Linked DNA regions of Mus musculus: regions 1 and 2 are each linked to region 3. A link is a loop called in an ENCODE intact Hi-C map of the cell type or tissue named here. Cell type or tissue: left cerebral cortex. All regions are shown on one strand.

Region 1 (2,500 bases), 290 kb after region 3:
AAAACTCTACCACATCAGCCACAGCATCTTCCCCTGGATTTGGCTTTCTGTCTGATTTTATAGCAAGGATTAAAAGGCCTGCATTGGTTTAACCAAAGACTCAAATGTTGAGATGATGGATTATACAGTGTATCCTTAGCTAATACACTTCTAGCAGCAGAATGGCCTCCAAGGGAAGAAGAGCCTTGTGGATCTTCTATCCCCTGACTCTAGAGCTCTCTGGCCCCTCTCCACATCTGGGAGTTCCTCCAAAAGCTCTGCCCTTACAGGGCTCCATCTGGTCCTTGTCTGCCTACCTTCCCCTCTGGCTTCCTGCATGCATCATAAAGAAAACCCTGGTTTCAGCTTCTGCAGCCTGCTTTCCTCATAGAACCAGACCTTTTGCTCTGACACGGCTTTCCATTGTCAGCTCTGTGTGTGGCTGACAGATTATAAGTAATGAAGAATCATATCTAAAACTGAAGTGTTGGCAAATTTGGGATTAGGGACTTACTAGAGATGCTTTTTTTGTTTTCAATAGTAGTGAAGACCTCCGTCAGATCACTGACTTAAGGGAGGGACCGACCACACATGTCTACCGCCTGGCTTCCTATGCAAAGCCAGCTTAGAGTTGAACTGATTGACACCCCCCCCCCAAAATGTCTTAGAGTTCAATGACAGCTAACTGCTTCTGGAAATTTTAAGATATAATTTCTTTTTCTCACAGAACTCTCCAGATGTGGATCTATAATATATTCCCTTGAGATTTTTCCAGACAAATATCCTACCTATTATCACAAAATAAATATGCAAGAGGTAAAGAAAAAAAATAAAAACACTGAGCCTTGTAAAAACACCTGCAAAAGAGAATTGCTGATTCTTGGCCGCTAATGTCTTTGAAACAGAAACAAATAATAATAATAAAACCAACACCTCCCAAATTGAAGGCTACCTTTCATCAGCACTGACGATCATGAATTCTAAATCTTTTACGCACTAGTGATATATAATTATTTGTAAATATTTTATTTGAATATAATTACATATAATCATTAGCTTAAAACCAAAACAGGAATGATAGATGGGGCCTCTTCCGCAGAAGAAAGCAGAGTAATTTACATTCACAGTCATTAAGCGGAAAAAGACAGCCTGAGTGTCGACAATCTGAACTCTGAAGGGCTGTGGAACACACCTAGGGAGGGCTCAGGGAAAAACAGATAGGGTGCACAATGCTGCCATCTTCAGATCACTGAGGGTAATACACCACTCTCAAGACATACCAGCCTGATAGATAGCAATCAAAGTTTGAAAGAACCAAGTCTGCAAAATGGATGGAACATGAGAATATCATCCTGAGTGAGGGGACTCAGTCACAAAGGAACAAACACGGTATGTACACACTGATAAGCAGATGTTAGCCCAAAAGTTCGGAATACCCAAGGTTCAATTCACAGACCCTATGAAGAAGGAAGAAGGATGATCAAAATGTGGATGCTTCAGTGCTTTTCAGAAGGGGGAACAAAATACTCACAGGAGGAAATATAGAGACAAAGTGTGGAGCAGAAACTGAAGGAAAAGCCATCCAGAGACTGCCCCACCTGGGGATCCATCCCATATACAGCCATCAAACCCGTACGCTATTGTGGATGCTGGGAAGTGCTTGCTGATAGAAGCCTGATATGGCTGTCTCCTGAGAGGCTCTGCCAGAGCCTGACAAATACAGAAGAGGAAGCTCACAGCCAACCATCGGACTGAGCTCGGGGGTCCCCGATGGAGGAGATGGAGAAGGGACTGAAGGAGCTGAGGGGGTTTGCAGCCCCATGTGGGGAGCAACAGAGTCAACAGGCCAGGCACCCCGAAGCTTACTGGGGACTGGACCACCAACCAAAGAATACACATGGAGAGACTCATGGCACTGGCCACAGATGTGGCAGAGGATGGTCTTGTTGGACATCAATGGGAGGAGAGGTCCTCGGGCCTGAGGGTGTTCAATGCCCCAGTATAGGGGAATGCAAGATGGGAGGATGGGAGTGGGTGGGTGGGTGGGGGAGTACCCTCATAGAGGCAGGGAGAGAGGGGATGGAATAGGGGGTTTCTGAAGAGGGGACCTGGAAAGGGGAAAACACTTGAAATGTAAATAAAGAAAATATCCAGGAAAAAAAAAAAAGGAAGAGTCAAGTCCACCAATGTGAAATCATGCCAACATAATACAGAATGGTTTCATGTGATGATAGGAAAAGGTCTCTCTGTGGGGCCCAAGTGAGGGTGCTCCAATCCCACTTGGGAAGGAGAAGAAAACAATCACAGGAGTCAGAGGGAGAGACCTGGGTGGGAGAGGGGAGGTGAAAGGGAAAGGGAAAACATGATCAGGTATGGGGCGAGGGGTACAGAGAGACAGGACAGAAGCCCTGAGGGCCAGCAGAATGGAAATATGCAACCTCGAGGGGGGGGGGGCCTCTAAAATGCACCAGAGACCTGGGAGATGAGAAACTCTCAGGACTCAAATGGAGAGATCTTAGAT
Region 2 (2,500 bases), 1.7 Mb before region 3:
GCAAGTAAGTGAAAGCAGGCTAAGAAGAGTAAGTTTTCCAATGTTCTCATGTAGGCCTCCAGCAAAAGGTGTGGTCCAGATTAAAGGTGTGTACCACCATGCCTGGATCTGGGACTTTCTTTGTCCTTGGCTGACCATGAACACGGAGATCTCCTTGCCTCAGTCTCCTGGGATTAGAGGTGTGTAGTACCTTGCCTAGGCTTAAATTTTTCATGGCCACTATGCCTCAAGATCTCCATGCCAAGATCCGGGTCAGAAACTTGTGTCTTCCAGCTTCAATATCAGGATCAAAGGTAATTCCTCCAATTCTGGATAGTAGTTCATTCCAGATATAGTCAAGTTGAACTAGGAATAGCCATTACCGTGGCCAAAATATAAGCAGATGGATGGTTTCTCTGTAAAGGAAAGAATGAGTCACATCTCCAAATTCCTGAGTAGATGTTTCAACATGTTGCAATATTAAGTTTAAATGTTTATGAACCTACATAAACCATATTTGAAAGAATGCTGTTCCCCCTTTTCTTCTTATCTTCACATTCTTGCTGTCTTGAGTGGAGCACAAAGTGTATTTTTTAAAGTACTGAAATAAGTAGGAATATAGGTAAATAATAAACAGTGGAAGAATACATCTGACAGGCAAGGACAAAGCATAACAGTAAAAAATGAAAAGGAAAATATTAATAAGATTAGATTACAATTCAAACATGTGTTCTCAGGGGAAGCAAGCAAACTAGCAATGGTTGCACCACCCTGAGTTAGGACAGAAACACTGAATCTTATCAGTCCATCTGTCAGCCACTTAGGAAGCCTTTGCCTTTCAACAGGGACTAGCAAGGATATTGGTGGACACAGGATGTTCTCTTGTAGTGTGATGTTTAATGGGCTGTATGGCTCAGTGTTGAACATGTGCCAAGGCTGACATGGACTTGGCAGACACTTTCTGGAACTCCTGTTGCTGAGGAGATGTTTTTCCTAGGTGAAAACAAATGGGGACCAAAATTCTTCCCAGCTTGCTGAGATAAAAGGTTCCTGGGAATTGCCGGGTGTTAGATTGCTGTCCTAAACCCTTTCATTATCTACTGTTGTTCAGAGTCCTGTTTTTGTTCCAATTGGCTTCCTGCCCCCTAACTAGCTGGGCTCTGCTGGGTTAACCATGATAGGCAGGTGGTATAGAGAGGGCCTCTGGTTAATTTGAGAGATGCTCAGGGATTGTTAGGATTACCTCTACCACAAGAGGGTGGTATGAATCTTTAGATGGCATAGGTGAGGTTTTTGTCCCTACTCCACCTCCTGGTCTTTATCTTCTGAGTCTTTTGCTCTTCCTTCCAGGAAACTCTTCCAACTGTCATTCTGCTTTCTTATCTTGCGGTGAAATCTAACAGACTCAAAAACATAAAATAAAATAAAATAAAATAAAATAAAATAAAAACAAATTAATATAATCATGAGAGAATGAAGCATTTAACAGAGTAAACGTCTCTGTTGATGCATTGGTGAACTCTTATTCTAGATCCCTTTAATGTTTCAGGACTTACAATGGGATATTTTGTTGCGTTGAGATTTCTGTGGTGTAGAAGGAACCAGAATTGGATAAAAGTGAAAATGTTCACTAAGATCACGCCACTAAACATTACAGAAATGCCGTCTTCATAGAAGTGTTTCACTGGGAAGGTTTCTGCCGAATCAGCAATAGAATAAAGCAGGCTGGGGGAGGCAAAGCCCCGTTCTTTTGGAATTTATACATTAGTGAAGACCATACATGTAGAAAGTTGTCATGTGGTGGGGAATCGAGGAAACAATAGAAATGAGATGAATGAAATATGCAGACATTCACTGGGGGAAAAAAAAAAAGCAGTGTAACAGAACAAGAAAACAGTTGCTAACTTCAGCTGACACCTCCAAGCTAACCTAGAGGCTACGCCTGCCAGAAACCAGGTAGACTGCAGACACATTCTATTCTCTGAGTTCTCCCAGAATCATTTCTTTAGCGTCATCCCTAGTTTTGCAACAGAGCACACTTAGAAATCTCTCCTGCCCCCTTGTTCTGTCTCTCGTGGATTCTACAGATCTCCCCCTTCTAATGTCTCTCCCCCAACCCTCAAATCCAGTAGGATCCCCCTGTTAACCCAAAGGCCATGCCTGTCAGAAAATCAGATAGGCTGCTGCCTGCAGACACCCCTCTGCTCTGTATTCTCCCAGATTCAATTCCCCAGTCTTATCCTCAGCTTGTAGAAAAACACTTGTGGCTGCCTTCCTTACCATGCCTGATCCCTACTTCCATCTCCTGTGGATCCCAAGAATCATCCTTGTCTAACTTCCCTGCCCCCATGTGTTGCTATGTGTTTTTAATTCTAGTTATGAGTGGTGAGAGACAGGTTCACTGCCTAGCCATTCTGTCTACTTGCTGGTAGTATCTTTGGGTAGGTCTTGTGGAATAACCATTGAGGTTGACAACTGGTCTCTATATACACATGCATAACTTACATATGCTACAAGTGTG
Region 3 (2,500 bases):
TTGCTCCCCCCTCTCGCCGTCCAGGGCCATCACACCGCCTCCTCCTCTTCCCCCGCCCCCTCCGACACCCCTAGCGGGCGGGCCACCCGGGCCACCTCCAGCGCAGTCATTGGAGACCGCACGCGGGCGGAGGGCGCGACGCCGGCTGGGACCCTAGGGAGGCCAGCTCAGATTCTCTCAAGACAGACTCTGGAGGCTAGTGACGACCGAGACGACCCCCATCAGCCCCGCCTCTCTCCAGACAACAGCTGCGGATAGCCGGGCAACCAGCTCTGGGACGCGCCCCAACTTGGGAAGCGTGTCGCTCGCCGGGTGCGCGCTACTCGTCGGGCCAGCACCGGGCGCCCGGGCACACGCCGCCCCCGCCCCTGTGCGCCTGCGGCTCGCCTGTCCTCCCGGGCGCCGCACTCTACCAGGGTGGCGGCGGCGGTTGCTCTCTCCTCGGCTCGGCCAAGAGGACAGAGAGCGCTGGGGAGAGCGACTGAGTCGGGGGACAAGTTAGGGCTTCACCAGCCCCCCGCACTCTGGCAGCGTTGTTCCGTCTTCTGGGTGGGATGTGCTCGCCAAAACAGTTGCGGCGGTGGCAGCGGCGGCAGCCCGGAAGGCGCTGGAGCCTTCCACCCCGCAGTGGAAGAGGAGAGGATGGACCAGAGGACCGAGGAAAGGACTGGAGTAAGCTAGCCGGAGGAAGTCCCACGGCCGCGGAGCATCCGTCCTGAAGAAGCCTTCTCCACCCTGGACACTTTAAGCAGTGGTGGCGGTAAAAGGCGTGAGGTTGCGGACTGGGCAGCAAGCCTCCCGCGTTCCGATGATGCTCTGCCCTCCAGAGAAGACAAGTGAAGAAGTGTCCGGTCGGGGTGTCCACTTCAGGTAGATGAAGGTCTGAGCCGCGTCCCCGGGGGAAGAACTGAAGTGCGTGCGTGTGTGCCAACGCGTGTGCATGTGTGTGCGCGTGTGTGCGCGCGTGTGCGTGTATGTGTGTGTGTACACGGGCTCCGGGTGTAGATTTTGCCAAGGGTACTCCAGCTGCATTCAGGGACTGAAACTCCCGGAGAAACGGGAAGCAGAGAGAGGGAGCAAGCGAGGAGGAAGGGAAGGCAGGAGGGAGGAGAGAGGTTTAGCGACAGAGGCAGGCACTGGGAGATTAGAGAGAGCTTTTCTCCGCTCTGTCACACCAGACACCCACAGCCACAGAGGGGGTTGCTGAGCTGCCTGCAAGAGTACATTGTAAATCTTCGGCGCAACAAGCCCCGCAGTCACCCCTCTTCCGACTCCTTAGCCCTACTGCGGATTCCCCAGAGGGACCACTGGAGCCTTGGGCTATTAGCATCAAGAGCAAAGGCAGAGCCTGCTGGGGAGGCAGTGTCAGATCACACATCAAGCTCGCCAGAGGATTTAGAGGACTGTATGTAAATTGAAATAAATTCTCCAAAGCCTGGCTGCATATATTACACCAGTGTAGTGAAGCTAGGTGTGCAGTCAGAAATAATGGCTAGCAATGAACTAGTAGAGTCCTCCTCCGTAAGTAAAGACTAAAGACAAGAGAAGGATTCCCCATAGAACGCATTTTATTCTGAGATTGGGGAAAGCATTACAACATGATGCCCACAATACAATATTCAGAAACGAATGGAAGGAAAACTGAGGGTGGAGGCCCCATGACTTTGGATATTAGTAGGACAGTGTATCAATCCATACTCACGTGACTTGTCAGCGTCTTACTTCACCTAGGCACAATTCTTCTTTGCAACTCCCCTGTATCATCATGAAAAGTGTTTAAACTTCATTAGAACAGTTATGAACCCCCAGTGTACGCTAACAGCAAGAATCATCAAAGCACAGGACATATATAGCCTGCTGGCCGCCTTTGGACTCTCAGGAGTTTGTTGGAGTTCTCTCCACTAGAGTAGAGGGGGTGTGCTATCGAAACTTCAAAATGTGCTGATAGAGTTGTAACTAAAACAATGCTTAGAAAGACAGCCGCCTCGAAGGCGACAAAGAGTTAATGACTGGCTCAGTCAATTTAAAAAAAAATGAAGAAATGTCTCTTTACATGTTTCTTTTGTTTGTTTAAATCCAGATTGCATTTAAGAAATCATCACCATCATTATTTTCCAGAGAGAGAGAGAGAGAGAGAGAGAGAGAGAGAGAGAGAGAGAGAGAAAGAGAGAGACTATTAGCTTTGGGGTAGTGAAAAATAGGCTTAAAATGATATTGTTAAAGCCTGGCCAATAAGAGGAGCTCAGTTACACAACATCAACTTTAAACTGGGAGTCTTGCTTGCAGAAGTTCTTTTCCCTTCATCCCTAGCTAGGGTACTTGCTCAATACCATGCTTTCTAAATGTCCACTTGCATCATCATAAATAAGGAAGATGGGTGCCAGGGTGGGTATTTTTAAGCATGTTGTATGTGGGCCGCCAGCAACAGACCAGGGGAAATGCCACATTCTGTCCCAGTTACTTTTTTCTGCTCTGTTTTGAACCATCTTTGTTCTTGCTT

What was found. Hi-C counts contacts between places; a loop is a spot of excess contacts. Peaks named below come from ENCODE experiments on the same cell type or tissue, not always from the same donor. Only the 100,000 strongest peaks of a DNase experiment are listed, where the experiment ranks them.
Region 1: a loop joins it to region 3, with 4 times the contacts of the local background. A loop is called at or near these places in 6 of 42 quality-filtered maps.
Region 2: a loop joins it to region 3, with 13 times the contacts of the local background. A loop is called at or near these places in 4 of 42 quality-filtered maps.

The regions. Positions count from the first base shown.
Region 1 is chr10:115,096,139-115,098,638 of GRCm38, forward strand. All of the region lies in intron 8 of Tph2 (tryptophan hydroxylase 2), which reads right to left. Among named protein-coding and RNA genes, the nearest start is that of Tph2, 88 kb to the right of the region's middle. In left cerebral cortex, a CTCF peak has its summit at 1,215 (motif pointing left); a DNase peak (open chromatin) is centred at 1,206.
Region 2 is chr10:113,105,087-113,107,586 of GRCm38, forward strand. No RefSeq gene overlaps it. Among named protein-coding and RNA genes, the nearest start is that of Gm22507, 170 kb to the left of the region's middle. In left cerebral cortex, a CTCF peak has its summit at 1,226 (motif pointing right); a DNase peak (open chromatin) is centred at 1,222.
Region 3 is chr10:114,801,394-114,803,893 of GRCm38, forward strand. Trhde (TRH-degrading enzyme) reads right to left here and starts at 909. Exons shown (of 19, transcript NM_146241.3): 1 at 1-909. The coding sequence starts at 30. It overlaps Gm15723 (predicted gene 15723), which reads left to right and starts at 333. Exons shown (of 2, transcript NR_155864.1): 1 at 333-870. In left cerebral cortex, a CTCF peak has its summit at 1,222; DNase peaks (open chromatin) are centred at 332, 641, 1,102, 1,834 and 1 more place; H3K4me3 peaks cover 2,459 bases; H3K27ac peaks cover 1,869 bases.